2 separate regions of the Homo sapiens genome follow, and region 2 is linked to region 1. A link is an interaction called in ENCODE POLR2A ChIA-PET data of the cell type or tissue named here. Cell type or tissue: A673. All regions are shown on one strand. Each heading gives the region's core, and the rest is flanking DNA. Links, peaks and the distances in the headings are about the cores only.

What was found. ChIA-PET counts read pairs that join two places held together with the same protein. Peaks named below come from ENCODE experiments on the same cell type or tissue, not always from the same donor. Only the 100,000 strongest peaks of a DNase experiment are listed, where the experiment ranks them.
Region 2: POLR2A ChIA-PET joins it to region 1 with 13 read pairs; 3 of 35 experiments call an interaction of 5 or more read pairs at or near these places.

What each region holds. Positions count from the first base shown.
Region 1 is chr11:123,138,581-123,155,178 of GRCh38, reverse strand. The region is part of intron 1 of CLMP (CXADR like cell adhesion molecule); the gene reads left to right. Among named protein-coding and RNA genes, the nearest start is that of CLMP, 48 kb to the left of the region's middle. In A673, for the core only: no CTCF peak of the experiment used is centred there; no DNase peak of the experiment used is centred there; H3K27ac peaks cover 2,154 bases.
Region 2 is chr11:123,566,403-123,583,000 of GRCh38, reverse strand. It overlaps GRAMD1B (GRAM domain containing 1B), which reads right to left. Exons shown (of 20, transcript NM_001387025.1): 3 at 5,424-5,634. Among named protein-coding and RNA genes, the nearest start is that of SCN3B, 80 kb to the left of the region's middle. RefSeq lists enhancers at 2,191-2,800, 5,085-5,622, 6,221-6,720, 6,721-7,222 and a silencer at 3,662-3,884. In A673, for the core only: CTCF peaks have their summits at 5,615 and 5,821 (motif pointing right); a DNase peak (open chromatin) is centred at 5,850.

The DNA of each region.
Region 1 (16,598 bases), core at 7,841-15,840:
TCTCTACAAAACAAATTTTAAAGTTAGCTGGGTATGGTGGCACATGCCTGTAGTCCCAGCTACTCAGGAGGCTAAGTCAGGACGATCACTTGAGCCCAGAAGATCGAGGCTGCAGTGAGCTGAGATCGTGTCACTGCACTACAACCTGGGCAACAGAATGAGACCCTGTCTCAAAAAACAAAGCGATTTCTGTATCATCTATTCTAACCACCTAACTAACTTTTTAACCACCAAGGCTCTTTCTATTATTTTCCTCCCAATGAGCCCCATATTTTGAAATAGTTCTGACCACCAAACAAATTACAGTAACTACATATTTCATTTCCCATTATATTCATCAAAAGGATGTATAACTGCCCATCAGAACATCTGATCAGCGAGTGAAAATCTGGGCCTTCACAATGGATTATAATCATTTCAGTGGAAAGTAAAGCAGTTATTATTTTAGGGACCCAGAAAAATGAGGGGGATTTATCCAAGGTCATTCAGATTAGCTGCTGATAAAACTAGGGCTCAATCCTGGACCTCCTGACTCCAAATCAGTGATCATCCCCTAGTCCTAAGTGGTCACCTTATTTATTTGACATGACATGCCGTGTCATGATATCTCTTATGTCATGATATCTGACATAAGAGATTTAAATCCCTTCTAGCCAAACAGTATAAAACTTCAGAATAAAATATCTACTTTTTCAAGGCCCTACTTGCATGACTAACACAAGTGGGCAAGCCCTCTGCACCCCTAAATGTGGCTCATCAACACCACAGAACAGGCCATTGCCTAGGTGGCCTCCATGCTGGGCTGTCTCCCCAGCCAATGTGCCTATAGGTTCTACAGCTATTTAGCAGAGCTATAGGATAGGGGGCAAGTTTTGCATGTTCAGGCTTTCTGGTCCATACCAGCTTCTCATTGACGAGTAAGAGTCAAGTCAGAGTAGGGTGCAAGGAAGTCATCCTTGAGCCTACCTGCATGGAGGAGGGGGTGAGAGAGGGCACGGTTTGGCATTGACTCCGTCTTGCCATGGAGAGCAAGAGCTGAGAAGTATGAGGGCTCCATACTCATCCTGGTGTGGGCCATCAACCTCATTTATTGGCTGGAAGGTCAGCATTATGATAGGTGTCCAATCCCAACACCTTCTATAAAAGGGAACAAAAAAGAACCAAAGGAAGAAAAGCCTAAGAATTAAAAGGGAGGCCAGGAGAGGTGGCTCACGCCTGTAATCCTAGCACTTTGGGAGGTTGAGGCAGGTGAATCGCTTGAGCTCAAGAGTTCGAGACCAGCCTGGCCAACATGGTGAAACCCCATCTCTTAAAAAAAAAAAAAAAAAAAAAGTGAGGCATGGTGGCATGCACCTGTAGTCCCAGCTACTAAGAAGGCTGAGGTGGGAGGATCACATGAACCCAGGAGGTCGAGGCTGGAGTGAGCTGAGATCGTGCCACTGCACTCCAGCCTGGGGGACAAAGTGAGACCCTATCTCAGAAAAAAATAAAATTAAAATTAAAAAGCATTAAAAGGGAATCCCTCCGGCCGTGCAATGGAAATAATTAGTGCCTATGAGTAAGTTAAGTGAGCCTGTTGTTTAAAAACCAATACTTCACAAAATGTGTATGCTCTTTATGTGTGTGTGTTTGGGGCAGTCCCTCCCTTTAGTTCATAGTAGAGTTCCTTTTGAATGCTGCCGCCCACCTTAGCTTTATTAAGGGGCACAAGGAAGGAGGATTTTGTCTTTTCCATACTTGGGCCAAAATTTTAGGTGGAAGAGGTAAATCTTTAGGGACAAATATGGTCACGGCAATAGGATGCAAAGGAGAGAAGCTGGCAAGAGAGAAAAGGAAATTCAGAGAACCAGATTAGATAAAAGTTTTCAGTTGAGCCCTCCGTCTTGGAGAGAAAATATCTGAAACTTGTATTTGCTCAAACGCTGGAAGCCATTCTATGCCTGGGGGAGAGGAGAAGAGTTCAGTGTTCCAGATGACTGGCAAGCTTGAATGTCAGCCTTGCTGCAACACAGACCCGGAAACCTTGGGAGTTCCATCGGCGTGGTCCAGAGAGATGCCGTAATGTCAATTACATTTAATGTCACTGCTCTGTACTCGCTCAGCCAGATGTGTTCCATGGCAAGAGATGTTGTTTCCTAAGGAAACCTTTAGGAAAAAAGAATAAACGTCCTCAATGAGCTTCCTCTGGGGGCAATTTGTATCCGCCAGTGGCTGAACCACTTTATCCAACATCCTTCTCTCCCTCCAGATATTACGCACACAACCTCTATGCTCAAGATCCTTCACCAGGCCCTCCTGAGTATGTTTGGGACATATATGATATAAATGGGAAAGGATACAGGGGGCAATGTGGACACAAAGGGAAAAAGTGGCAAGGTCCTTGGCAAATAATTACCTATATTGAGCTAAAATTACCTAAATCAAAAGTTACCTGTCCTTGAGGGGTGTATTTTTTCCCCTGGGGGTGCCAAAACAAAGTACCACAGACTGGGTGACGGAAACAACAGAAATGTATTTTCTCACAATTCTGGAAGCTGGAAGTCTGAGATCAAGTTTTTGGTAGGGTTGGTTTCCTCTAAGGCCTCTCTCCTTAGCTTTCATTTTATTTATTTTTTATTTATTTATTTATTTATTTATTTATTTATTTATTTATTTTGAGATGGAGTCTCACTCTGTCATCCAGGCTAGAGTGCAGTGGCACGATCTCGGCTCACTGCAACCTCTACCTCCCGGGTTCAAGTGATTCTCCTGCCTCAGCCTCCTGAGTAGCTGGGATTACAGGTGCCCACCAACATGCCCAGCTACATTTTTGTATTTTTAGTAGAGACGGGGTTTTACCATGTTGGCCAGGATGGTGTTGGTCTCTTGACCTCGTGATCCACCCATCTCAGCCTCCCAAAGTGCTGGGATTACAGGCATGAGCCACCGTGCCCGGCCACCACGAACACTTTTTAGCTGGGCAGTGAACATAGCAGTAATAATATATGTGTATAGCTCCTTATAATTATTAAGATTTTTCATCAACGATCTCATTTTCATCACTACAAATACTCAGTGAAAGCATCAGGGCATCACTGGAATCATTCCATAATGATTATTATAGGAAATTGAGGGGAAGAGAGTTTAAATTGCTTTACCAGCAGATTCGAGGGCTGCAATCAGAACTGTGCTATAGGCAAATTCATCTGACAGACTTGTGAAGAATGCTCTGGAGAGGGAAGAGGAAGGAGGCAGGGAGCTATTCAAGATTAGAACAGGAGTGAAGTGATAAAAGCTGGAATTAGGGGAGTGGTACTAGAACTAGAAAAATGCCTTAGAGGAAACCAGCCCTACCAACAACTTGATGTTGCCTTGGATAATAAACATGCTAAAAATGAACATGCTATGAAATAAGCAAAAAGGCCCCTGGAAGGGTAATGCATTTATTTGGTTCCTATCATACTTCATATCTCAGCAGGAATTAATTGATCAGATTCTTCCCTGCCTTTGCTAAGTAGGAACACGAAGAAGGTGCAGCTCTGTTCCCACATGTCTTTCACAGGCATTTAGTATATTACCCTGTAATCATGTATTCATATATTGTCTTTCCCACTAGAGTATGAGTTCCTCCGCTGGAAAAGTGGCAGTACAGCATTGTATTCATTTTTGTATACCTGATACACAGCAAAATGCTTCTGTAGTTAGACGCTTAATAAATACCTTTGGAATGAATGAATGAGTGGGCAGGTGAATGAGTGAACATAAATAGCAGAGGCTAAGACCTTAAGGACAAGTGCCAGTGGCTTAGAGCCATCAGGTAAATCTGTCCTGAAAGACATCTCTCTAAGATCCAGAAACTTAAAGCCAGGACCGAATACTAGGTCACTTCAGGTGACAGCCATTTCCATATGTGGACTTTATCATAGAGAACTGCCAGGGAAATGGCAAAGATGATCTGAAATAACTTGTTCCACAGAATAGGTTTCTAGGTAGAAACCAATGGTTCCCTCTCCATGGCCCTGCCCTGGTAGTGGTCCAGGGGTCCTTTCTTGTAAGCTCACAGACAGCACGCTGGTCCTCCTTCCTGCTGCCATTCTCACATCACTGCCTGGCACGTGGCAGGAGCCACCGAAACACCTGTTGAATGAACAAGTCTGGCAGTAACAGAAAAGTGGTGAGATAAGATGGAAAGACCCAGGCCAGGCACAGTGGCTCGCGCCTGTAATCCCAGCACTTTGGGAGGCCAAGGTGGGCAGATCACTTGAGGCCAGGAGTTCAAGACTAGCCTGGACAACATGGCAAAACCCCGTCTCTAATATGCTAGGAGTGGTGGCATGTGCCTGTAATCCCAGCTACTCGAGAGGCTGAGGTATGAGACTCACTTGAACCCAAAAGGCAGAGGTTGCAGTGAGCCGAGATCGTGCCCCTGCACTCCACCCTGAGCGACAGAGTGAGACTCCATCTCAAAACAAAACAAAAAAAGAAGTCATGACTTTCAGAATTTGTGGGAGAGTGGGATGGTATTCTACCTCCTATCCACTTTCTCCCCACACCTACCTTCCTTCCTTCCTTCCTTTCCTTCCTTCCTTCCTTCATTCCTTCCTTCCTTCCTTCCTTTCCTTCCTTCCTTCCTTCCTTTCCTTCCTTCCTTCCTTCCTTGCTTGTTTCTTTCCTTCCTTCCTTCCTTCCTTCCTTCCTTCCTTCCTTCCTTCCTTCCTTTCTTTCTTTCTTTCTTTCTTTCTTTCTTTCTTTCTTTCTTTCTTTCTTTCTTTCTTTCTTTCTTACCTTCCTTCCTTCTTTTGTTCATCTTTTTGGCTCTAATTTAACCTGCCCCTGTGTCAAACCCCCACACCTTTCTGACCATGGAAGATCTTCCTTGGAACTCCCAGTAACTACAATTCTCACCTCTTAGTCTATTGTTCTCAAGCCTATCTGTCTCACCTGTCACAGCCCTCTATGATCTAATCCCTGTGTGTGTGTGTGTGTGTGTGTGTGTGTTTAGTGTGTGTGTAGCATTTTTTTCCAACTACTTCTGACAATAACATCTCTCCTACTTTTACCTCCCTTCAGTTTTCCTTCTGAGAAACCTTTCAGAGTCTGGGCACAGTGTCTCATACCTGTAATCTCAGCACTTTGGGAGGCTGAGATGGGAGGATCACCTGAGGTCAGGAGTTCAAGACCAGCCTGGCCAACATAGTGAAACCCCATCTCTACCAAAAATACAAAAATTAGCCAGGCATGGTGGCGAGCGCCTGTAATCCCAGCTACTCAGGAGCCAGGAGAATCATTTAAACCCGGGAGCGGAGGTTGCAGTGAGGTGAGATTGCACCACTAAACTGCAGCCTGGATGACAGAGTGAGTCTCTGCCTAAAAAAAAAAAGAGAGAAAGAAACAAAGAAAGAAAGAAAGGAAGAAAGAAAGAAAGAAAGAAAACCTTTTGAGGACCTCTTTTCCCTTTGAGAACCTCTCTTCTCCCATTTCCCCACTTGTTCCCAGTTCCAGGGATGCACAAAGTTCTCAGGCCTAGCCAGTTACAGCACTCCATCCCTATGGTGGCAGGAACTGGTTTGGCAATGGACACAGAACTCAAGATTGACCAAACCCAGGCTTTTTACAACTAAATTGGTCAAAGTTAAGCCTGGAATTTATATTCTGGGGCCATTTTGCTCCCCTTGGGAAGAGCTCACCTGAAATGAAGTCAACTCCAAGATAAACAGAACCCAGAGATGGTGACTGGTATATTTCTGATGACATGATATGTATAAGCACCTGCATTTAACCATGCCTAAAGCCAGAAATCCCTGGATTTTCAGATATAAAAATGTATCAGTTTCCCAGGGCTGCTGCGGGAAATCACCACAACCTGGGTAGCCTCAAACAACAGAAATATATCCTGTCACAGTTCTGGAGGCCAGACATCTGAAATCAAGGTATAGCAGAGTGGTGTTTCCTCTGAAGGCTCTAGGGAAGAATTCTTTCCTGCCTCTTCCTAGATTCTGTAAACACTTTCTTAGCATGGCTCAGTGGGCTCTGCAGATGAACACGTGGCATGTAATTTACAGCCATCTCCTCTGGTGGTAATTTAGACACCCGCTTCCTGAAAATTCAGGGCCTTTGATATTTTGCCCACCCCTCACCACATCCCAGCCCATCTCTCCTTGCTTGAGCCCATGTTTTGACTAAACAGAAAACAGATTCTAATTCCTGTCTTGAGAAGCAATGAGTGAATGCTCCGTAAGGATATACCCATGACACGGTAGAGGTAGCATTTGATGTGCTCTTCTAAAAGAGGCAGATGTTTCTAGAAGCCGAGGCATTAGGCACACCCTAGACCTCAGTCTTTATGGAATATAACAGAGGCAGTAAGTTGGAGAAGAAGTCTTGCTCATATACATTTCTTAGCAATGACTAGAACCTGGGCCATGCACGCAATTGACTAGCTTCCCACTGTAAATGTTAGGCAGGTACAGATGAGGCTTCTAGGACATGAGGGCAGAAGTTTAGGGGGGTTGACATTCAGACTTGAAGTTCTTCAAGGGAGAATCTGTTCATCTCTTAGAAGGTCTGAAGTCTGGAGGTAAAGATTCCTACTGTCCAAGGAAAATCTTGGGCATCCAATACCCTTCCCATCTGCTAATCTAAGTCAAGAGAGGATCTGTGACTAGTATGAGACAGAAGAAAAATAGAACGGGAACCAACTTATTTTGTGGACATGTAAATTTAGGCTATTCCTGTTCATGGGGTTGGATTTTCTCCTCATTCTTTTGCCATAGGCAGGTACATTCTTGCATGCTAAGCTCTATGCTGCCACAACTGCGGACCACTGATGCTCTTCTCCCCTTCTTCTTCAGATTCCATCCAAATGCCCTTGTGCAGAATTCAGACAAATCTGTGACAGCAGGGCATAGTGAAAACAGCATAAGCTTTGAGGTCAGAAAGACCTGGACCAAATGCCAGCTTTGAAAGCCACTTAAAAGCCCTGCGGCCCTAAACATAACAGCTACACTTACGTAGCACTTAAAACACGCCACGTACTATTCTATGTGCCCTACACATGTTAACTTACTTAATTCTCACCACTAACTCATGAGGTTGTGTACTATTAGCATCCTATTTTATAGATGGGGGTGTTCAGGTATGGAAAGGTCAAGTAACTTGCATCTAGGTAAGCTGCAGAACGAAGATGTGAATTTACACAGTCTGGCTCCAAAGTCAGTGTCTAAGCCACGCACGGTGGCTCATGCCTATCATTCCAGCACTTTGGGAGGCCAAGGTGGGAGGGTCTCTTGAGGTCAGCAGTTCGAGGCTGCAGTGAGCCATGATCACACCACTGATCCAGCCTGGGCAACAGAACAAGACCCTGTCTCAAAAAAAAAAAAAAAAGTCAGTGTCTTTAACCACTAAGGCAAGTTTCATTACCTCCCTCCATTCATTTCTTCAACAACTGTTTCCTGAGTGCCTACTCTGTACCCAGCACTGCACAAGATGCTGAAGATGCAGTCAAGGACATGGTCCTGACCCTGCAGGCACTGACATTCTAGTGGGAGAGGCATCACAATACACAGTGTGGGTTGCAGGTGTGCTATGGGAATCCAGAGTAGGGGCAGTCAAGAAAGGCTCGCTGCTGGGCATGGTGGCTCACACCTGTAATCCTAGCACTTTGGGAGGCTGAGGCAGGAGGATCACTTCAGCCCACATGTTCAAGAGCAATCTGGGCAACACGGTGAGACCCCATCTGTAAAGAAAAAACTATCTTTTTAATTTTTTAAAAAAGAAAGGCTCATTGGAGGATGTGACCTCTGAGTCTTATGGGGCCAGTGAAAGGTAGACCATGGGGCCACAGGCAGGATAAAAGAGAAGGACAGGTTTTTCCAGGTGGAGAAAATAGTGAATGCAAAGATAATTGTGTGACGGTTCATGTGCAGAATAGAAGGCAACTCAGTGTAGCTGGAACAGAGCATGGCAATGGGACAGCTACACGAGATGAGGTTGGAGAGCCAAGCAAAGTCATATTTCCAAGGGTCTTTCTACCGTACTAAATTTGAAGTTGAACTTGAAAAAAAATGACATTTTTAGAAAACATAGTGAATACACTGGAAAATATGAAACTGAAGGCAAAGAGTCCATTTTACACAAAGATGTGAGAGTTTGCATTAAGCAGGTTAACAGGGATAGAGAAAGGTCAGAGTCAAAGGTATTCAGGAGCTCGAATATATAGAACCAGGGCTGGCTGAATGTGAAGCAAAGGAAGAGCGAGGGATCAAACATGCCTCGCTGGTTCTTGGTAAGTAGGGAGTAGCCCCATTCAATCCGATAAGTGATGCAGGAGGCACAGCGCTGAATTTGAGGTGCTTGTGAGACCTCCAAGGGAAGCCACCTTGTCTGGTTATACTGGTCTTTGAGGAGGAGGTCTGGTGGTAGATTTGGAAGTTGTTGGCATCTAGGTGTGCACAGGTCTGGGGGTGACAATGATACCAGGGGAACTGGGGAGGAGAGATGAAAGAGAGCTGAAGTCAGAACCAATGTTCACAACACACGCCCATGGAAAAAGAACCAATGGCAGGTAGCAGGAAGGAGGAAATTCTAGAGAAGAGGGTGTCATGCAGGCTGAGGCCAGAATTTTAAGAATGAGGATGTGTCACAGAGCTGAGGAGTGGGCCGACCTCTACTTGTAGGTGGGTCTGCACATCTAACTCCCCACCAAGACTGTGATCGAAGAGCAGAGTGGTGTCTGATGCATCTGTTTTCCCAAAACAGCAGGTGCTTAATATGTAAGGAATAAGGAAATAATAAGAGCCAATATTTATTGAGTGTGTACATGTGCCAAGCACTAGACACTTTGCATGGGTAATCTCATTCAGTTCTCACAACCATGGTATTAGGTGGATGCTGTTTATATATATACTCCCAAAATGCTGGGATTACAGACGCGAGCCACCACACTCAGTCCTGATAGCTGAATTTTAACAGGGAAGAAATCCTTTGAATGGCTAATCTGACAGAATTTTCAGCATCACTATTAGAACTGAGAAGAAATGATGCCTGGAGGTGTGCCAGCATCTTGGTTCTGCAGCTTACCTAGATGCAAGTTACTTGATCTTTCCATACCTGAACATCCCCATCTATAAAATAGGGATGCTAACAGCAGCCATGGTGCACACAGCTGGCCCTGCCCTACCCTGAGCCCCTGTGCAGCGTTAATGAGCAGCTGGGAGCTATCTGCGCAGGCCCAGACCCCGCCTGCTGGGGTTATGGGCCTTCCCCTCCAGGGAGGGCTATAGGTGGGAGCTGAAGAGCAGGAGGAGATAAGTAAAGTAGCAGATGGCGCTAATTTCCTAGTGCACTTATCAAGCTCACTAAGGCAGGGAAGTGCGGGACTATTCAGCCTTACACAGTGAGGAGCACAGCTCAGTCAGCACATTAAAACCAGCCGCAAGGCCGGGCACAGTGGCTCACGCCTATAATCCCAGCAGTTTGGGAGTCCAAGGCCAGCAGATCACTTGAGATCAGCAGCTCGATACCAGCCTGGCCAACATGGTGAAACTCCGTCTCTACTAAAAATAAAAAAAATTAGCCAGGCATAGTGGCGGGCACCTGTAGGCCCAGCTACTCGGGAAGCTGAGGCAGGAAAATAGCTTGAATCCGGGAGGCGGAGGTTGCATTGAGTCCAGATCGCGCCGCTGCACTCCAGCTTGGGCAACAGGGCAAGACTCCCGTCTCAAAAAAAAAAAAAAAAAAAAAAAAAAACAGCCGCAGAGCTGAACCCACTCATGGAGCACACGCTGACAAAGTCTGTGACGTGCAAGTAAAAGGAGTGTCCTCTTACTTCAGTTTCTGGTGACCCAGAACTAGACCTTGGGCAGTAGTTCTCAACCTGTGAGTCACAGAGGTTGGCACGAAAACAGACGAGAGCACAAAGTTAACCCTTTAATAGCACTCTAGAGCAATGCAGTCCAGTAGAAAATATAGAAATAGAAATAGAATGTGAGCCCCCATGGAATTTAAAATTTTCTAGTAGTCATGTCAAAAAGACCAAAGAGAAACAGGGGAAATTAATTTTAATATATTTTCATTTAACCCTAAATATATAAAATATTATTTCAACATATAATCAATGGAAAAATTACTAACAAGATTTTTTACACTCTTTTTATTATACTAAGTCTTTAAAATCTGGTGGGTGTTTTACATTCACTATGCATTTCAATTCCAGTTAGCCACATTTCAATTGCTCCATTGCCACATGTAGTGGCTGGTGCAGCACTCGAGCCTGTAAGTCTGAAAAACCGGGACAGCAGGAAAGTCAGGCCCCTGACACACAATCAGCCAGTGAAATCTGAGGAATGGGGTCGAAAGGGATCCACCAGCTTGTACCTGAGGTCCATATGCAATCAGCTGATAAATCTGCAAGATAGAAGATATCCCTGCACTTCAAAAACTCTGTCTACTGCTTTATATGACTTCTTTTCTGTCACAATGCTCACCTTCATGTCCATTTAGCCTCAGTTTACCAAAAAAAATCATTATCCCCGCTGGGAGTGGTGGCTCATGCCTGTAATCCCAGCACTTTGGGAGGCCAAGGTAGGAGGATCACCTGAGGTCGGGAGTTCGAGACCAGCCTGACCAACATGGAGAAACTTCGTCTCTACTAAAAATACAAAATTAGTGGGCATGGTGGCACATGCCTGTAATGCCAGCTACTCAGGAAGCTGAGACAGGAGAATCGCTTGAACCCAGGAGGCGGAGGTTGCAGTGAGCCGAGATTGCACCATTGCACTCTAGCCTGGGCAACAAGAGCGAAAGTCGGTCTCAAAAAAATATTATCCCCAAATATTTATTGAGAGTACAGCATGCCTGCACTGTGCTAGATATTGGATCCAGTAATGTATTCTGCATCTACAATGCATTGCAGATTACAAAGCCCTCAACACAAATCAAAGAAGTTGGTGTATCAATTATCTATTACTATGTAACAAATGGCTACAAATTTAGCAGCTTAAAACTACACACACTATTTCATCATCTCTGTGGGTTAGGAGTTCCAGCTATGGCTCAGCAGGATCCTCTGCTTAGAATCTCACAAGGCTGTCAGGTGCAGTGGCTCTTGCCTGTAATCCTAGCACTCTGGGAGACGGATCTGAGGCAGACGGATCACTTGAGGCCAAGAGTTTGAGACCAGCCTGTCCAACATGGTGAAACCCCATCTCTACTAAAAATACAAAACTTAGCCAAGAGTGGTGGTGCACACCTGTAGTCCCTGCTATTCAGGAGGCTGAGGTAGGAGGATCGCTTGGACCTGGGAGGTAGGGGTTGCAGTGAGCCAAGATTGCACCACTGTACTCCAGCCTGAGTAACAGAGTGAGACTCCATCTCAAAAAAAAAAAAAATCTCACAAGACTATAGTCAAGGTGTTGGCAAGGGCTGGGTCCTCATCTGGAGGCTCAGCTGGGGCTTGTCATGGACATGCAAGTCGTTGAAATGCAAGTTGTTGAAGCTGTTGAAATGTGAGCCTAAGATCAGGCAGCTTAATCTGTGAGGATGTGAGGACGTACTTCCACCCTCATCACTCACGTGATTGTTAGCAGTATTGAGTTCTTTGTGGTTGTAGGACAGAGAGTCAGCTCTCTGCTGGATTTTGATCAGAGGCCACCCACTGTTCCCTGTCTCATGCCCCCCCCGCCCCCCATAGGCGGTTCACATGGCAGCTAACTTCTTCAAGGCTGGCAGTACTTCTAATTCCAGTCTGCTGCAAGGTTGTTTTATACAATTTAACATAATCATGGAATTGACAGCCCATCACCTTGGCCATATTCTATTGGTTGAAAGCTCATAAATGTGCAAGACAGAAGATATCCCTGCACTTCAAAAAACCTGTGACTTGGTTGAAAGTGAGGGTCGGGGACAATGATTGGCAACAGTCACTCAGCTTGTAGGAGAAAAATTCATCACTAAGGTCCACGGATGCTGATTCCATGGCCAATGTCCCTTCTAACACAGAGTGACAGTGAAACGTGGCTCCTGCTCTCAGGCAGCTGGCTAAATAATTGGGGATGGCAGCTAGAAATAAGCTTACCCAGAACTCCACAGTGTCCCCACACATGTGAGAGACTTGGCCCAGGGAATAGGTTGTAAGGAACCTCCACTGGGTTCTTAAACTGTCCCTTCCTGGAGCTAGGCAGGAACATCAGAGATGAGACATGAGACTTTGGCCTGGCAAGAAGAAATCATGGGCTCATGTCTAGGAGTAGGACTGCCTGTTTTAAGAAACCTCATCGGCCGGGCGCGGTGGCTCACGCCTGTAGTCCCAGCACTTTGGGAGGCCGAGGTGGGTGGATCATGAGGTCAGGAGATCGAGACCATCCTGGCTAACAAGGTGAAACCCCGTCTCTACTAAAAATACAAAAAATTAGCCGGGCGCAGTGGCGGGCGCCTGTAGTCCCAGCTACTCGGGAGGCTGAGGCAGGAGAATGGCGTGAACCCGGGAAGCGGAGCTTGCAGTGAGCCGAGATTGCGCCACTGCAGTCCGCAGTCCGGCCTGGGCACAGAGCGAGACTCCGTCTCAAAAAAAAAAAAAAAAAGAAACCTCATCCAGCCAAGAACCTCATCCACAACTGTTCCTAGGAGATTTTGCACTGTAACTCCTAAGTTCCCCCTTCTCTCACTTAGGGCTTAACTGTAGGATGCTAAGGTCAAAGCCGCTTACTATAGGTTTCCCACTTTCTCTGCCAGGCACTGTGGAAACTGCCCTGATCTTAGGCTCATATTTCAACAGCTTCAACAACTTGCATTTCAACGACAAGTCCCTAGTGGTATATCGGAAAGCAGTGCCTGGACAATCGGATCTCCTAATGCCTCTGTTACCCCATCCCCAACATGTAGAATCAAGGTCAAACTTAAGGAATTTTGGCTAGATCAGCCAGGCGCAGTGACTTACGCCTGTAATGCCAGCACTTTGGGAGGCCGAGGCAGGAGGAATTGCTTGAGCTCAGAAGTTTGAAACCAACCTGGGCAACATGGCAAAACTCCATCTCTACAAAAAGTACAAAAATTAGTCAGGTATAGTGGCATGAACCTGTATTCCCAGCTACTCAGGAGGCTGAGACAGGAGGATCGCTTGACCCTGGGAGGTCGAGGGTCCAGTGGGCCGTGCTCACACCACTGTACTCCAGCCTGGGGGACAAAGTGAGACCCTGTCAAAAAAAAAAAAAAAAAAAGGCTGGGGGGATTTTGGTTAGCTCAATTTAATTCTCTCTGGCTCTACCAGAGATTGTAGCCCATCTGCTGGGGCCACAGTGGAGAGGAGAAATTTTGAGTGAAATTTTCTCATACAAAAGCGAAGGAGTTATAAAACGTTCACCATGTTTTGGGGGGCGAGATATGCACACTGCAAGTGATGAATGCAAGACAATATAAGCCACTTCATAAACATTATTAAAAATAATAAATTAATTAAGTTTATATCGTTAAGTAAAAAGTTACTATATACACTAAACACCTTAGCATTTCACAGACAGAAGAGCCCATTCTGAACCAGAATCAGGTAACTTGATTTGGGCTTAGGAAGAGACCTAGGTTTAGAGCAGTGGTTCTCAGGTGACGGCAATTTTGTTTCCCAGGAAACATTTGGCAATATCTGAAAACATTTTTGACTGTCACAGCACAAGGAAGGAGGAAGGGTTGTATTAGTCTATTTTGCATTGCTATCAAGGAATGCCTGGCCGGGCGCGGTGGCTCACACCTGTAATCCCAGCACTTTGGGAGGCCAAGGCGGGTGGATCACGAGGTCAGGAGATCGAGACCATCCTTGGTAACACGGTGAAACCCCGTCTCTACTAAAAATACAAAAAATTAGCCTGGCGTGGTGGCGGGTGCCTGTAGTCCCAGCTACTCGGGAGGCTGAGGCAGGAGAATGGTGTGAACCTGGGAGGCGGAGGTTGCAGTGAGCCGAGATCGTATCACTGCACTCCAGCCTGGGCGACAAAGTGAGACTTCGTCTCAAAAAAAAAAAAAAAAAAAAAAAAAAAAAGGAATGCCTGAGATTGGATAATGTACAAAGAAAAGAGGTTTGTTGGTTCATGGCTCTGCCGGCTGTACATGAAGCACAGTGCTAGGCATCTGCTTCTAATGAAGGCCTTGGGAAGCTTGCAATCATGGTGGAAGGCAAAGGGGAAGCCCATATATCACATGGCAAAAGAGGGAGCAAGAGGTGAGGGATGCCAGGCTCCTTTCAATAACTCACTCTCACATTAATTAACAGATGATCCAGAACTCACTACCAGAGGGGAGGAGCCAAGACATTCATGAGGGATCCACCCCCAAGACCCAAACATCTCCCACTAGCCCACCTCCAACATTAGAGGTCATATTTCAGCATGAGATTTGGAGGGGACCAAACATCTAAATCATATCGGGGGTATGGATAGGTGCAACTAGCATGTAGGGAATAGAGGCCACTGTACACTGGACGCTGTTATACATCCCACAATGCACGAAACCCTCCCACAGCAAGGAATTCCCTGGCCAGAAAAGTCGGTAGTGCTGAGGTTGAGGATCCCTGGCCTAGAGTTGGCAGAGAGAAAGAGAGGAAAGCTTTGGGCAAAGGTTGTGTGTGGGAGTGTGAGGGTTCGGGGGTAGAGGGGAGGTATAAGATGGAGGCAGGTGGAAGAACAATAGAAACACCAGGACACCCCCCCACATTGTCATCTGGAGGAAGATTCCCTCCACCAACTAATGATAACTTATCTTCTGACTTACTGATCTCCATTAGCAACAAATATAAGAATCCCTTTTACATTTCACCTTTCATTCCTGTTCACCTTTTATTCCTGCATGAAACAAGATCTAATAACCTTTCAGAGGTTTCTTCAGACCGCGACAAAATTACCTTTCACCCCTACTATACAACCAAAGATATTTTAGGTTTAATTTTTCTCCTCCTCCTACTAGTAACCCTAGTACTATTTTCACCTGACCTCCTGAGCGACCCAGATAACTACGCTTTAGCCAACCCCATCAACACCGCATCCCACATTAAGCCAGAGTGGTACTTCCTGTTTGCCTATGCAACTTTACGATCCATCCCTAACAAACTAGGAGGCGTACTGGCCCTTGTATTCTCCATTCTCATTCTAGCAGTTATTCCTGTACTTCACACGTCTAAACAACAAACCATAATATTCCAACCATTGAGTCAGTGCCTATTCTGAATCTTAATGGCCGAACTATTTACACTCACATGAATTGGGGGACAGCCCGTTGAATACCCTTTTATCGCCATCGGACAGACAGCATCTATTATGTACTTCTCTACCATCCATTTTATTTTATTTTATATTTTTTATTTTATTTTATTTTATTCTATTTTATTTTATTTTACTTTATTTCGAGACGGTGTCTCGCTCTGTTGCCCAGGCTGGAGTGCAGTAGCGCAATCTCGGCTCACTGCAACCTCCACCTGCCAGGTTCAAACAATTCTTCCGCCTCAGCCTCCCAAGTAGCTGGAACTACAGGCATGCGCCACCATGCCCAGCTAATTTTAGTAGAGACGAGGTTTCACCATGTTGGCCAGGCTGGTCTCTAACTCCTGACCTTGTGATCCACCTGCTTCAGCCTCCCAATGTGCTGGCATTACAGGCGTGAGCCACAGCGCCCGACCCTTCTACCATCCATTTTAGAATCTTAAAATGTTACCACTGAAGCTTAGAGATCCAGCCCAACTCCTTTGTATTGCAGATGTGGAAACTGAACCCTAAAAAGACAGAATTGATTGCTCAAGGCCACAGAGGTTTCTAAATAGCAGAACCAGCTGCAGAACGCAGGCCCCTAACTCACTGGCCAGTCCTGTTTCTTCTGTTTTATTTTTGACATCTAACAGCCCAGTAACCTTTTGAACATCTCACATTCAAACCTCTGAGCTACAGAATAGTTTTCAATTCAATAGGAATCTCAGGAGGTTCCTGTTGAGTTGAAAACTATTCTGTAGTTCAGAGGTTTGTAAAGCTTTTCTGCAAAGGACCGCAGAGTAAATATTTTAGGCTTTATAAGCCAGACGATTTCAGTCACAAATACTCAATGCTGCTGCTGTAGTGTGAAAGCCGCCATACACCATACATAAATGAATGGGTATAGCTGTGTTCCAGTAGAATTTATTTATAGACACGGAACTTAAATTTTATACAATGTATGTGTCAGAAAACAGTAACTTTTCTTTTAATTTTTTTCACCCATTTAAAAATGTTAGAAGAGTCCAGGCGCAGTGGCTCACGCCCTGTAATACCAGAACTTTGGGAGGCCATGGTGGGTGGATCACCTGAGGTCAGGAGTTCGAGGTCAGCCTGGCTAACACAGTGAAACCCCATCTCTACTAAAAATACAAAAAATTAGCTGGGTGTGGTGGTGCACACCTGTAATCCCAGCTACTTGGGAGGCTGAGACAGGAAAATTGCTTGAACCCGGGAGGCAGAGGTTGCAGTGAGCTGAGATCGTGCCATCGCACTCCAGCTTGGGTGACAGAGCAAGACTTCATCTCAAATAAATAAGTAAGAATTGTTCTTAGCTCCAGACCACACCAAATGGTGGCAGGGGAGGGGGAGGGGGGTGGGGGGCAGGTGGGAGCAGGG
Region 2 (16,598 bases), core at 3,686-11,685, 430 kb before region 1:
TGCACACACACACATGCCTAAGCTCCATCTCTCGGTGGAGCTTAGATTATTTTCAGTTTTAGGGATCGCTGGGTGGGGGAGCTTTGCTCACAGATCAATACCTTAGCTCCACCCAGAGGTCTGGATCCCCTCCACCTGGTGTTAAAGCGTCCCAACCCAGAAGGGCAGACAAGAGTAGCCATGGTCCTCGAATGTCTGCTGTGTCTAGAGGGAAGGAAGCGACTACGCACAAGGGTGGGTGTGTGCCCGCGGTGATGACCAGTGGCCATGTGATCTATCTCCCCCATTCCACCTGAACTCTGTAAAGACGGTCCACCTTCACCCCCCACAGTGAAACCAGTCCACAGAGGAGCTGGAGGGGGCTGAGGGGCCTCGCGTGGGTGGGGCTGCTTCTGAGCAGCTTCGTCCTCACACATGCCCTCGATGGCCAGGATGTGACTAGAGGCCAGTAGCAAGGCTCCCAGTCCCCCTCTGCAAGGTGCTCTCCAGGGTCACTTCCCAACCTGTCACCACGGTCCATCCAGAGGCCACACCCTCCCATCTTAGCCTCATCCCCACCTCCAATTCAGAGGTCTCAGCAGGTAAAGGGCCCAAATCCAAATATTAAAAACTATTTTTTCCTGACAAAGGTGCGGCCACATGGGAGTCCGGGACCTGAAAACTCGCCTCTAGGCATTGCAGCCAAGGCTACCCCCTTCTGGAGGGGGTGGATGGGGCAAGCAGGCTGCGTCTGGCGTCTGCGCCTAGGGATGGCTCACTTCCTGCGTCCTCACACAGAAGCCCTGATCCGAAGCCCACAGGGCAAGAGGCTGTGCAGATGTTCATTACAAAAGACACCTCCCAGCAGTAGGAAGGTGCGCTCTGGGAGCTGCCGGCCCCAGCAGCCCCACAGTCTCCTTGTGCTTCCTCAAATGCAACCCAGGTCACGAGATCCCTGCTTTACAACGGAGAAACCATCTCCCAAGCTCCCAGCTCCTCGTCTCAATGCCGTGACCTTCGTGTAAGACGCTGGGAGGAAAGGGGGCAACAGGAACATGGGCTGACAGGGGGACCCCGGATGCCTGTGACTCCTCCTGCACGGGGCTCCCTCCTGCCCCAGGTAGACAGAAGCAGATGGTCCCTTTGCATGGGCTGGCACATCGGCGCTTGTGCCTTCCAAATCTATGTGGAACAAAGTGTGAGGGTCACACACAGCCTCAGGCAGGGAAGCCAGTCCTGTCTTTAACCTGATCTGTGATGCTCTTATATCTAATGTTTGCTCTTTTGTAAAGCGTGGGTAAGAACATGTACTAAAGAACTGAAAAGAAACGTGAAACATACCAAGGAGTAGGACTGTGCTGAGGCTCTGCCCTGAACCAGCAATCTCCAGGCAGCTTCTTACCTGCTGCCACTGAGGGGCCACAGGAAAAATGGGTCCCCCCTCCAGCCACGTCCAAAGCAGCCCCCGAGCCTGTCCACTGTGGGCAGGGGTCCCTGAACTCTGCCCAGAGGCACATTCAATCCCCGTGGTTCTGCATTCCCGGAAATGAGTCCCAAAGGCTCTGCCAGACGGGAAGGACCCAGACCCACAGGGGCAGGGAAGTCAGAGGAGCTGCCGGCCTCTGGGGGTGAGAAGGGGCGTCCCTCATCCTCTGGCTTTAGTTTGCTGTAGCGCCCCTACCTGGAGGACCAGGCCAGAGGGAAGGAAGGCACAGAACCAGGGAGCAGCAGTGGAGCCTTCTCTGACAGCTTATAAACACATGGATTTGGCCAAAGAGGAAGAAGGGAGTCAGGACAAAGACACAGCTGTTGGGGACATGCTCGTTTCTATCATTTTTCCTAGAAGGTCTGAAGAGCAAGCACTTAAAGGAATGCAAGGCCCCTGGAAACAGACCCAGGTTACTGGGAGGTGGTTTCCAGAAACATCTCCCACCGCGAAGGCTCCGGGAGTCTGGAAGATTAAGTAAGGTGCGGGGTGTGGAGGAGGTAGGGGGGCAGGGACTAGGAGAGCTCTACATTTAGTAGGAGTTAGAAATAAAAAACAATTCTTACTTTGATCAGGTTAAGTCTGTCATACTGGAAAGAAAACCACAAAAATTAGATTTGAAAAAAAAAAAAAAGGAAAGTCAAAGAAGGGTCAGTGCCACAGCGCCAGCGCGATGCCCGCACCGCGGTGGGGAGGTGTGCAGCAGGGCGGGAGGAGGCGCGCTTTGCCGCACCTGCTGCATAGCGCCCTCAGGGCAGGTGGGAGAGCGGCAGAACGGCCCCTCGCTCCCTCTGGTGGCCACAGGCTGTCACTACAGAGCGGAAGCTGGGCGGTAGCACAAACTCATTGGGAGGGAAGTGCTGGGGCCGGACTGCACCTAGGAGGGTCGGCCTGGACAGCACAATGATGGATCCAGAGGGGTCGGGCCTTAGCGATCACCTGGTGCCATGCCTACATAGTAGCAAATGAGGAAACTGAGGCCCAGAGAAGGGAAGAAAGACACCGTGCATGGGACCTGACCCCAGGGAGAAGCAGAGGCACTGGCCAGCTTGCCCAAAAAATATAAGGCATGGTGTCCTCTAGGGGTGGCCAGGAGACAGGGAGTGAGGTGGACCAGCTACAACAATATCAGTAAAAACAGCTATGAAATGGCTTGCTGGGAAGACATGTGATTAACCCCAGAAGATGTTCCACGGGGAGGGGCATGTCCCCATCCCGCTACCAGAACCTCCTCTTTTTGCCGCACCATCTACTTCAGGCCCTGGCCTTCAAAGAACCTAATTCCCCTACTGGTTCTTGTGTTCCTCTTCTGAAGTCTGTGTGTCCTGCACATGCACGTCCCAGGCCAATGCAATGGCTCCCAGCTCCACGTGGGATGCTACAGTGTCCCTCCTGGCACAAGCCCGTCCTCTTTTAACTCCATTGAAAGGATGGCAGGGCAAGTGTCGATGGCAATGATCAGTGGGAGAATGAGGTGGGGAAGTGGGTAACCAATGTCAGAAAACTCAGAATGTGTCTGCCAGGGATGGGCATGGCGTCCACCCAATCTCCCAGGGGAAAGGAGACCTGCACTCACCCCAGCACCTCCCTCCTCAGTTCCTATGAAAAGGCCCAGTTTGGCCCCTGATTCCTGCTCAGCTCTCAGTCCCTTCATTATGTCTCCTTTTAGCATCTCCAAAACCCCACTCAGAATTCTACCTGGTCCCTGACGCCTGTCCTGGCTGCCCCACTCAAATGATTTATCCTACCTCGGAGCTTACAGAACATCCCCAACTACTCAAGAGCCAGGCTTAGGGTGTACAGAATCTGGATGGAAAAGTGTGCAGGAGCAGGGAGTGGGGAGCCTGATGCCCCTGTCAGGCCATATCCACCCTCTTGCCAGCTGAGCCTCGAGCACCCACTAGTCCCACATCAACCAGGCCAGAGGTGGGAGGCACTCAAGAGGGGGCTGCCACAGGGCATTTCAAAACCCCATTCCCAGATATCAGATATGCCTGCACCTGCCGAGCCGCTGGAGCCCACAGAGATCTCCTGCTGGCTTCCTCGCTCCAGGTAAAGTTCCTCCTTCCCTGTCCACAGCCAGGAACGGCCATTTAAAATCCTCACAGCCAAGATGTGCATTTAGTCTAAAGATCACAGACTACAGGATTAGCCGTGTCGCCCCTTGTGCTTCCCTTAGGAAAGGGAACAGCTGTTCACCCTCCTCCTCCCCAAAGCACGGAGAGACTTGGGACTATTATTAAGTCATCCTCGGCTTCCCCTTCTTCGGGCTGCATCCCACCTCCTTGCCCCATGGGCCTTGTTGTTCCACAACACCTATCGCTCACCCTCCACTCGCTGCACGTTCTCCTGTGGCCTCAGAATTCCTGGGCTCCCGGGAAAGACTCTGGCACTGGCCACATCTCTCCAGGTTCTGCCAATGTTTGCCAACCTCCAGGCATGGGCACCCCACCCTCTGGGAGAACAGCTTTCCCCTCTGATCATGATTCAGGATCCTAAGCACACCATGAACCCCAGTCTGGGCAGTGGTTAGAAATGCTAAGGGGTGCCCAGGTTGAGCAGCTCTCGAGTGGGGAGGAACAGAGTACGCAGGCAGAGCTCCTGAGGGCGTGGCTGCTGCACCAATGAACTCATCGACCTGAACCCCTGCCCCCCAGTCAGCGCAGCCCTCCTGCCATCCTCACTCACCACTGCTGGGCAATCCAGAATCAACCACCAAAGGGGAGGGGCCTGGAGTACAACCAGATGGGGTCTCCTGCCCCAAAGGAATGAAACTAACGCCAGGCAGGGCTCTGTTTCTCGACCGCACCATGTAAGGAGGGAATAAACTCCCAGCCAGAGGCAGTGTCCAGGGAGCAGGCAGACATGGGTGCAGGGTCGGGAGTGGGGGAGGGTCTGTTCTCCGACATCAGGTGCAGTGAAAATGGGCCTTCAATGACTTCCAAGCCAGCCTGCCGGGGGACAGTGGGGCCGGCCCTTCTGGGAAAGGGACCAAGCAGGATATAAGGGCCAGAATCGGCAGGGCCAGAGGGAGGGGGTGCTGAGCACTACAGACAGATCGACACTAGAGGGGAGATAAAAGGACAGAGACAAAAGATGGCTTACTTTTGAGAGGCGCTTGTGAGACTAAGACCATGCATGCAAAGAAGGTATTTGGGAAATGGTGGGGAAGAAGAGGAGAGGAAGAACAAGAAATCAAAAGACAAATTCAAGTGGGAAGCCAGCTCCCATGCCTCCCAGGGGTCCCCAACCCCTTCCCAGGCCCTGGGGGTCCCAGGGTGAAGAGAAGTTTCCTGAAGGAGACCCTGGGCAAAGACATCTCCTGCTCCCCAAAGGACCGAGGGTGGGGAAGACATCTCTGGGGAACCATAATTAGCCCAGGCCCCCCTGGGGCCTATTTTAGGCATATCCATGGGCCAAGGGCCCCGGTACTCAGGGGGCAGTCCTGACATCCTTGGGAGGATGGAAAGGCCCTGCCACCCTCCTCTCTGCCAGGTGAGTACCAAGTGGATTAGTGCAAAGGTAAGGCAGGAAGGATGGCCGGGGAGGAGGTTAAAAATAGCATTCTGCAAGGTTCCCTGAGGACTCTCCCTAGCAGTATAATGTCCCAAATAATGTTGCCTTCTACCCCGGCTCTAGGAACCAAATTTGAAAACGGTAGCAGGAATAAGCAGATGACCCCCTAATGATTCCCAGAGCGTCTCCCCTCCAAATCTAAAAAAAAAAAATATGAGCCTCCCTACCTCGCCCAGCCCACCAAGAATGCTTAGCGGGGAAGATATTTAACTAGGGTCTCTCCTGCCTGCCCCGCCTCACCTCACTGGATAATGACTGTCTCTGAGCCATCAGGGCTGTTCATCACGTGAGGACCCTCGCAGATGTTCTCCGGCTCACCACCCCAATATCGCTCCCCGCAGCCCCTGACAAGGAGGTACCGCCTCAACGGGGTCCCGCTCACCTTGGAATTCTTGCCGCCGCTCCGGCCGGACTGGGAGGAGCAGCTGCGCTGCACGCCCTGCTCCGGTGTGGACGGGGACTTGTCCGAGGAGTGATCTGAGCCCTTCTCCACCATGGTGTCTCCGTCCTGGTTCTGCGGGGTTGGCGAGCGAGACCGCTTCCGGAGGATGGGCGAGCAGGCCGGCGTGCTGCGGTTGGAGTTACTGGCAGTGCTGCAGCGGCAGATGGAGAGAGGGAGCGGGGTGGAAAGAGAAGGAGGAGGAAAGGCAGGCAGTCAGTGATCGAGGCCAAGGACAAGCCCAAAGGAGCCAGCTCAGGGAGCCAGGTGAGGGGCTGGGGAGAAACCGGGAGAGAGGGGCCCAGGCTGCGGCTTGCCGCACCGTAATACTGCCGTTGGCCACGGGAGGGCAGCAGTGCCCATGTGGACACAGACGCACGAGCCAACGGGCAATCGACATCTAGACATGCATCCGTCCATCCGTCCGTCCAACCTGTTATTGTTTGAGCCCCTATTATATGCCAAAAATTGTCTGGGGCATATAGAATTTAATACCTGAAAGGCTCACTGGAGACCATCCAATACAATCAGCTCATTTTATACATACTGCAAATGCAAAGCTTCTATATTTTGTTCAGATATTTTTGTTCATGAAAATAACAATTACAATCCTATTTTTCACAGCCTTCACATACGCATTATTTCTTAAAACATTCCACCAAGGGAGTAATGGCAAGTACCATAATCCCTATGTTAAAAAATGAAGACCAGTGCCTGACAGAGGGAAGCTAAATGCCCACTGTTGAGAGAAACAAAGTGCAGCTCTTCTGATTTGTAACTCACCCACACCATATTATTTCCTTGTAAGGAAGCCATGTGGGTTCCTGCTTCCTCTGCCCAGGGTAAAGATGCACACAGCCGAAGTTCTCACATTCCATATTCCCTTACCCCAACATTTATTCCCAATAAGTACCTTGTACTTCCCACAGGACCAAATCCACTTACATCAAGGCTTATAAGCTGCAAATAAAATATTGACTATTTGATATTTCACTTCCGTTTTCAATGGACTAGAAGAAGAGATGAGAGACAGAAGGGAGAGAGAAACTGAATGCAGTTGAATGTTTGCTTTGCTTCCGAGAGTGGAGAAAGGAAAGAGATGGAGAAAGGGAGAGGCTAAGTAGAAAGTGCCAGCAGAAATGGGAAGGAAAGGAAATGTGAGATTGGAAAGCCTGCACGGGGCTGCTGGGGTGTCCTGCCCACCTGCTCAGCAGCCTCTCAGCTGGGTCAGGCTTCAGGAACACCCTGGACCCCCCTGCAGGCTGCATCCCAGCCTTCCCTCGGGGAGTGGGGTGCAGGGCTGGGGACACTGTCATTTGCATGAAGATGCAGCTGTGACCTCAGATGTCCCATTGGCCCCATTTGCAATGAAAACCATGCCCCTTTCAGCAAAACCTTCCACCTGGACATCCTTAGCAGAGAGAAAGGCAACAAATCCCAAGAGCCTAAACCAGCGAGTGTGGGCAGGAGGGGAGCTGGGGGCAGGCAGTGCGGTAACTTTTGGAAGGAAACTGATAAAGAAAAAAAAAGGAGACCAGAGAAAAGGAAGATAAATGTGCCCCAAATATGTATGGAGAAAAGCAAGGCCCAATGTTCCACTTCATCCTAAAACAGAATTTGCATTTAAAATCTCATTTCTAATACTAACAATAATTGTTATTGGGGGAGGCCCAAGATGCCTCTTTCAAAAGAGGCTCTTCCCGTTTTTGCCCCACCCATTCCTTATCCTTACTCTCTAAACTCGTTTGCTACCATAAACTCTGGAGAAAGGAAGGTACCTTCCTTTACTTTGGTTAGAGATGCCAGGCCGTGGGGCTGGTGGCAGGCAGATCCATGAGTGCACAACCCCTGGGGAAGCGTGGAGAGCAGGTGCCAACACACGTCTTTCTGGGGTGAGCCTCCTTGCTCTAGGGCCAACTCAAGCCCGTAACCACATATTCCAAGGTTTAAACTGTCTTCTAGGATTATGTTACTAGAACAACGAGGACCTCTACCCTCTAGTCCCAACTATAATAGTTTGCTCAAAAAATAACTAGAGAAGTTGGGAGTGGTGGCATGAGCTGTAATCCCAGCTACTTGGGAGACTGAGGCAGGAGGATCATTTGAGACCACGAGTTTGAGACCAGCCCGGGCAACATGATGAGATCCTGTCTCAAAAAGAACTAGAAAAAGGATGACAATCAAGTACATGCCTATCTCAGACACAATGGCCCCCCAGCCGTTGTGTAATTTCCTCACAAATTCCAGACCCTGGAATGGAAAGGAGATTCCTTCATCCTTCCCCAAACCCAGAATCCCTGCTAACTGGCTTCAAGCAAGAGGTTGGCAACACACTCTAACCAGAGGAGAACTGACTCCAACTATCCAAAACCACACGAATCTCACATGAAATGATCAAAGCATGAGAACTCCTCACCGCCCAGCAGTCCCACTTTAGCCCACTCTACACACACCATGCAAAGATCTACACACCTAAAATGCTGCCTTCAACACATCAGCCAATAAACAACTTATACCATCTCTCTGTGCTCTTAAGGCTGTTGATCATCTGTGCTGTTCTTGGAAACTTCTCCCTGATGACAAGCACCTCTCTTCTACTCCTCTGCCGGTCTCAACTACTGTCTCAACTCTTGCTACCCAGCCTGCAATTAATCCTTCCCTAAAGGTGAGTCTGTCACCTCCCTGGCCGTCTCCAGCTTTCTCTAACTTCAACCAGGCAGAGACTCCTCTACCTGCTTCCGGCCCTGGTCACAGTCGCTAGCCTGACCCAACAACCTGCTGCCAGGTGGATGCTTCCTCCAGACAATGTCTCATGAGTGCCCCACACTGAACACAGAGCTGGACATCTTTCCTCCCAGACCTCCTCCCACGACTGCCCATTCTCAATGGCAGTTTCATTACCAGGTTTCTCAGGCTGCAGACCCCTCTCTTCCATCTCACTCCACTAAAAAATGAGTCACTGAATTCCACCAATTCTATTTCTACAAAGCTTTTTACCTCATCCTTCCCTTCCTTCCCCAGGGCCCCAGTTCAGGTTCAAGGAATTCTGCTCACCCTCTTCCAATAAATAGCCAGTTGAGTGGTCTTCTCTGCCTCCTTTTCCTCTTCCTACTCACTCACAGCTGTGTCATTAATCTTTCTAAATACAAGCCCAACATCTTACTGTGTTCTAGTAGCTCCCACATTAAAGTCCCAAATCCTCAAAATGGAATCTAAAGTTCTCTGCTAAAAGTAAATGACACCTCTATGCTTTTTCTCTCCTTATATGCTCTTAAAGGGCTTGCATATTCCACACCTATACACTTTCCCCCAATTCCCTTAATATACATGCTCTTTCTCCTGCCTCCAAACTCCCATACGACGCACTACTTGAGCCTAAAGAGCCCTTGCCCTCTGCATCTCCCTGCTGGAGTCCTGCTCTTTCTTCTTTTTTTTTTTTTTTTTAATTCTGTTCATTCTTCAAGACCCATTTCAAATCCCACTTGCTCCAAAAAGCTTTTCTAAATCTCCACCTTGGAGCTGACTAAAGCACTGAAAGCACATAGCCTGGTATGAAGGACCTACAAACTCCTGGAGGCTCAGCCCTCTGCACGCCCCACACGACCCAGCAGGGCTCTGTAAGTGGCATGTTTTCCGCTGAACTGAATCCCATCCTAGTGACAGTCTTCATACCCTTGGCTTTACCAATTCCGAATATCAAGATGGCTCCCAAATCTGTACCTACAACCTGCTAATATTCATAAAAATAACTAAACATTATTGAGTGTTCATGAGCTCCTGGTGCAGCACCGAGTACTTATTAAATATTATTTCGTTTAATCCCCCCAACAAACCCATGAAGTTGCAAAGAACAGTATTATTAGTCCCATTTTTCAGGTGATATATTTGGATTCTTGACAGATTAAATAATTCACCCAAAGTCACACAGATGGATGGGAGGCAGGGCAAGATTTCAAACTTTCAAACACAGGCCTATCTGATTGTCAAGCTCATTTTCGGAAGCAGGCATTCAATTGTGTTTGTTTGCCCGGTGGACAGAAAGAGGCACAGATGGAAAGACAGTGGGTAGCTGGGTGAGTACAAAGAAAGAAGGAATCAACTTCCTGCCTCCAGGCTTCAATCCATTCTCTCTTTTCCTGTCAAAGTGAACTTTCTAAAAAGAGGATTTGGCATTTTTTTCATCCTTTTTGATGATTAAAGACCCCTATAATTTCCCACCCTCTGTGGAATAAAACCTGAACTCTAGACTATATGTTCCTCAATTATCTCACTCAGCCTACCTCTGAAAACCCCAACACTGGCTACATTTCCAGTGCACCTCTGCCTCAGCCATCGGGGTCTAACTGAGCTCCTGCCCCAGCCATCAGGGCCTACCTGCGCCCCTGCCCCAGCCATCGGGCCCTACCTGCGCCCCTGCCCCAGCCATCGGGGCCTACCTGCGCCCCTGCCCCAGCCATCGGGGCCTACCTGCGCCTCTGCCCCAGCCATCGGGGCCTACCTGGGCCTCTGCCCCAGCCATCGGGGCCTATCTGCGCCTCTGCCTCAGCTATCGGGGTCTACCTGCGCCCCTGCCCCAGCCATCGGGGCCTCTTTGTGCCTCTGCCTCAGCCATCGGGGTCTACCTGCGCCCCTGTCCCAGCCATCGGGGCCTACCTGTGCCCCTGCCCCAGCCATCGGGGCCTACCTGCGCCCCTGCCCCAGCCATCGGGGCCTACCTGCGCCTCTGCCCCAGCCATCGGGGCCTACCTGCGCCTCTGCCTCAGCCATTGGGGTCTGTCTGCAGATCCTTTTGCCATACACACTCACTCTTCCATGTCTCAGCAATCTCTCTCTCTCTCTCTCTCTCCCTCCAATTACCTGATGGACATCTACACTTCCAGACTAAGCCCACATATACCCCTTACATGTCCCCACCCGGTGCTCTACCTCCACTCTGATCCTTCTCTACAAAAGAAGAAATGTTTGCAGTTCTAGTTCTAACTCAGCAAAGTCAGCACTAAACTTGCTAGAGTCCTGAAACTCTTACCAGTTAACCCATTATCCCATGGATTTGGATGTCCTGCTGAGCAAACAAAACCAATTCCTGAGTATCTTCTAACACCTAACATGCATAACATAACATAAAGTTTCAAACCAACTTTATAATGTGCCATTCATCTGACCCTGCCACTATTATTAATAACAGGATTGCATTATATTTCAAAATCTTGGGATTTAAGAGCTAAAAATAAAAAAGACCTTACATATGCTGTAGGGATGGAAGGAAGACTGGTGTTAGATGGGCTATGGGACTAAGACTCCCTCCCAGAGTTTAGAGTTAGTATATTCAGCTCTCAACTTCACATGTAAGAAACCTGAGTCTAGGGGGGTTAAGTACCTAGACAAGGTGATATGACTTTGGATCTGGCTCTTCAGTTCCACAAATATTTCCTGACCACCTGGCATATGTGAGGCATTCAAGTTCATTTTGGTGAATGAGAAAGGATCTGTGTGCTTGGGACATTTCCAGTCAGGAAGAGCTAGAGGCCTATTCTTCCCGTGTTAATATAATCAGTAGGTGGGATGATAGAAGAGAATAAAGGAAAACAAGAAATGCTGCCTTGAGGATGTGGCACTTGAGCTAGATTCAGAAAATGTGTTGGAGTTAGCCAGGTGAAGGGTACGGGGTTCAAGGAGGGCACGGTAGGAGAGAAGAGAATGTTCGGGGTGGCGGACAGCATGAACAAGGGTGAAAAGGCATAAAATAGCATGGGATATATGGAACATTGACAGAAACCATGAGTCACCAGGTATAACATGCTCAAGCTGATGTTTTAGAGATTCCTGAAATCATCAGCTCTCATTCATAATAGGTCTTCTAAGACCCCCACCAGCCACCTTTAAGCCATGGCAGGGGACCCGGAGGTCATTCATTCATTTCCCCATTTCCCCTCTTTTTAAGACCTGCAACACAGACTATTATTGCTCTCCTCCCCTGGTTACCTTGCTAGCAAACAGTGCTCCCTGAAGTCTGATCACAGTATCTCATGCTACCTATGGTTTGATCCTACCTCCTATAGTTAGGTCTAGCTGATGTCCTTGAGAAAAGGGAAGTAGAAAAAGAGGATGAGGACTCTCTTCAGGCTTTCTTCAGTGACTCTCTGCGGCATCCCTGCCCCCACCCTCACCCCCCACGCCCACTGCAGACACGGTGGCCGCTACACCACTTTGCTTGGCTTTCTTCCTCATCCTTATCCCCACTGTGGTCCTGCAGGCACAAGGCAGACCTTGTCAGCAAGCCAGCTCCCTGATCAGCTACCCGTGCATTTTTCAGAATCCTGAGTAGAGCAGAATAGTTAGTTGGTGTTCCGGTGTTCATCACTTGAGTTAACTTGTTTGCCTTCAGAGAAAATCATTTCTGCCCCAGATATTGCAAAATATGTACCTGTCTCTCTGGCCCCCGGTGCCTCCACCTGCTTGGACTGCAGCTGCTCCTTCCTGCTTCCCTCTGCAGTGCGCCTGGCTGCCCCAGCCCTGGCGCATTCCCAGTCAGACTGTCAGCCCCCCTCCCCACACCTGGACACTGCAATGAAGTGTTGACTTCGTTGTTTCTTCTAAGCCCAGCCCTACAGTGACCTAGATGATCAAATGTATGGCTGTAATCATCTCAGTGCCAGGAGCACTGGTAATGAGAGATACAAACACCTATCTCATAGGACTACTGTGTTAAATGAAATAACCTAAGTAAAATATTTAGCACAGTGCTTGGTACGCTCCATAAATATTTTTGAGCTGCTGGTATTATTAAGAAGGCTCTTGGCTGGGTGCCGTGGCTCACACCTGTAATCCCAGAATTTTGGGAGGCTGAGGCAGGCAGATCACTTGAGATCAGGAGTTTGAGACCAGCCTGACCAACATGGTGAAACACCATCTCTACTGAAAATACAAAAATAAGCTGGGCGTGGTGGTGCACACCTGTAATCCCAGCTACTCAGGAGGCTTAGGCAAGACAATCAGTTGAACCCAGGAGGTGGAGGTTTCAGGGAGTTGAGATTGTGCTACTGCACTCTAGCCTGGGTGACACAGCAAGACTCCATCTCAAAAAAAAAAAAAAAAAAAAGAAAAGAAAAAAAATAAAGACTCTTGTTCCTCTCTGTAAAATGTGGAGTAAATATCTTTGTCCACTTTCCTCAGAGGTGTTGATGCTCCCAAGTCTCACTTCCCACAGTAGGAACCAGGAACACAAAGGATGCTTCCTTAACGTGCAGAATCCCAGCCTTAACCTGATACCACCCCCACCAATAAATGAAAATTTCCAGTGGATGGCCTCAGGAATCTGCATTTCAAAATAAGTATCACGGCTGATTCTGAAGCACTCTGAAGTTTGAGAACCACTACGCTCCCAAGAAACTATCTCTTAAGTATCAAGGAGTGAGTGACATATCTGCCAAAAGTGACAGAGACCTGTTTACAACTCCGGGTATAACAGCTGTGCAGTGTCCACCAGGTAGGTGGACCTGCTGGAATAGTAAAATCATTTGAGCTTGTCATAGGAATTGCTAATGTGGAAGAATCTGACATGGAGACGATCAGGTGTAGGCAGAACCCGATGGGACATCATCTTTTGATGTAGGAGCCTAACAATTACCATTGGCGCGAAGGCCCACAGCCATATCACAAGCACCTCCTCTGTCCTTGCCATTTGTAGCATGGGGTAAACGCTGATGACTAGTCCCTAATTCCTAAGAGAAGACTACCCTGTTATCCAGTTACACACGTCCTATCCTCATGCTGATTCCAAAGTTTCATTAATAATCTTTCTCAGTTCTTTATAATGCCACTGCAAATATCCATACAAATTAGCCAACTCCCCTTCGAATTTTCCCATAGCACACGCTCAAGTGGCTGAGAGAGGAGAGCCACAGGTGTATTTGTATAACATTTGCATGAAATTTACATGCTGCCTGCAAATGCCTCCATTTGCAGGTCTGCCCCACTAAACCAGTTCCAAATTCAGAGTCTACGAGGACTCCATGAAGATGGTTATTCTTTCTGTACTATCACTAGTCACTTGCTAGAGTCTACATTCTGTGCCCATGTCACGGCAGGTGGGAAGGGCAGACCCAACCAGAACCTTGTAGAGGGGAGTGAAAAGCCCAAATCACAAATACCAGCAGGGCCCCCAATTCCCCTTGGATCCTCCTCCTTAGATAGCAAACTACCAAGTCACTAGTAGTGACCTGGTAAGGCTTGCTTCACTCCTTGTCATAACCCCCTGAAGTTCCTGGTCTCAGCTCCTTTTACTCATGAAAATAAACCCACAGTCCCAAGTTCCCAGAAGATTTGACTGGTTCAGAGAAAGAGCTGAAAGGGCCTTTCAGGTCCAACCCTCTCACTGCTATGAATATAAAAAGGTCCAGAGAGATGACACGACTGTCCACCAAGGAGTTAACAGACAGCAGGATGGTTCTTCCCCTTCACAGCTCAGACTCAGATGCCCAACAGTGCCAATCTCAGTGCCTCCCCTTCCCCACACACACACTTTTCAGGATGCTGGATGGGACTGGGGTTCAAAAGGATAAGACCTGCACTGTTCTAAGAGAAGCTCCCTGTGACCACGCATGGAACCTGCTCTCTGTGTGCCTATCGCTGGCATCTAAGCCTGGTGATAACTGCCACCGGGTCCAGTTCCCTTTCTAGGGGAGAAAATCAAGCTGTGATTACCTGTTTGAAAGAAGGGACCAGAACAGCTTTGAGAAGAGTTGCTTTTTTTTCCCTACAGCATAGAAGTTCTCTTCCCAAACTTACACTAAAGCAGAGTCTCAGCCTGGTCCAGGCGTGCCACACTTCGGCCTAGATTTAGCAGGAGGTTGCATTTCAGCAAGGGACAGAAAGGGAAAGGGCTCCCAAGCTAACGCCTTTCTTCCCTGTCACAGTTCCTACAAATGCCATCTGCAGATCTGACACAGAATGGGCCTTCCCTACCCGCTGCAAGGGCAACATCTTGACAGAAATGAACCTCTTGTCCCCTCTCCTCCGTTTGGGAAAATTGTGGAGATTCCTGGAGGCCTTTCCAAATGGGGATCTTGGGTGAAGTGTACAAGGTGTTCAGGGACAGGATCTGCCCAAAATTTGGACCAAAGGTGGAACTGGACTGTTGCCGGGTTCAGACCACTGGTAGAGACACCTTACAAATGGAAGCCTGACAATTCTCCAGGCTCATGAACCAGCTACTGTGGGCCATCCGAACATTCACTCAGCGTCCACACGGCCCATGCCCCTACCTCCTTCTGCACTCCGCCCCTCACATGCCCTATCTCTGTAAATACTGTGTAGATAATTCAGGGCACTTCCTATGGGCAACAAGCCCCACTTACTGATTCCTCCTTCCCTGTCTTGTATAAATATTTCAGTTAAAAAAAAAACCCAAAACTTTAAAAAATTTTTACAAAGAAATTTAAAGATGGGACAGCCCATCCAAAACATTTGCAGCCAGCTGACTAATTTAATACCTAGAAATAGTCTCATTAGGGATCTCCTCAAGCCTGGAAGGAATTACTTGGTACAAGGGAAAGTCTGAGCACTGACTTTGGTTGTTGATGAATTTATTAATTGACTAATTAACATAAGGGCAAAGTTCACGGAAAGTTTTTGGCGAAGTAGAGAAAAGTAGCACTTCAGTTACCCTTCCAGTGGTGTTCTCAGTCCAGAGAGGTGATAGGAAGAGCTGGACCTGGGCAAAGGTTGTTTGCCTTTCCTGCTCAGGCAAGGAGAAGAGGTCCTTCATCACCATGGCTGGAGTCTCCATCCATCCCACTCCCCCCTGCTGCCTGGCTTTCCTGCAGCTTCTGTTCAGTCCAGAGTTTGGAATTCAATCCAGGAACAGGCATGACAAACACTATTTTTCATTTCCATGGAGACAAGGCCCTGCAATAGAACCAGGACTCCATGCCCGAAATGACAAAACAGCCTGACCCACTTTTCCCCCTTCCTACAAAAACAAAATAAGTTTGTTTGGGTCCTGCCAGAGCCAAGGAGAAAAAAGCAAGAGTTCCTGTTATCTCAAAGGATATTTCAAAGAGGAACAAATTATAACCATCTTTGAAAACACTGATAATGCTACAGAACCAGTGTCAGAAATCAGACATAAATCACTTTACCCAAAGGGCTCATCTGCAGTAAATCCATCTGCTTCCTCCTCCGAAGCTGCTGGGGAAAAGGTTCATATCCCCTAAGAGAAGGATTTAATGACCAGCTATCCAACTTCTTATAGAATCCAACTATTTCCTCAACTTCTCTTGCACCATTTCCTCCCTCATTTTATTCTAGCCTCCCTGGACCTTTCTCTTTCTTGAACAAACCCAGTTCACCTAGGATATTGGCACTTGTTGGTCCCACCGCCTGGAACTCTTACTCTAACATTTTGAATGCTGGTTCCTTTTCAGCCTTCAGATCAAAGCTCAAATGTCACCTCCTCAGAGCAGACTTTCTTGAAGGGCCACTCCATATAAAGTGGCCTTCCTAACCCCAGGCAATCATTACCACGTGGCCCTGTTTCTTTTCACTGCCCTTATAGGAGCGGAAATTGTCTTGTTTTCTTGTTGTTGTTTTTTCCTTGCTTACCACCAGGCTGAGCACTCCATGGGGGCTGGGGCCACGTCTATGTGTGCTTCCCCAGTACCTCCAGCAAAATGACTGGCACATACTGGGGTTGCAGATATATAGTCCATGAATTTTAAAAAGTGGGATCTTCTTTCCTTTTTTTTTTTTGCTTTTGAGATGGAGTCTCGCTCTGTCTCCCAGGCTAGAGTGCAGTGGCACGATCTCGGCTCACTGCAAGCTCCGCTTCCTGAGTTCACACCATTCTCCTGCCTCAGCCTCCCGAATAGCTGGGACTACAGGCGCCCGCCACCACGCGTGGCTAATTTTTTGTATTTTTAGTAGAGACGGGGTTTCACCATGTTAGCCAGGATGGTCTCGATCTCCTGACCTCGTGATCTGCCCGCCTCGGCCTCCCAAAGTGCTGGGATTACAGGCGTGAGCCACCGCGCTCGGCCAAAAAGTGGGATCTTCTTAAAGCCATTCATTCCATCGTCCAGCCACTCTGATAGACATGTCTTTCTAAAGCTGGCCCCAAAT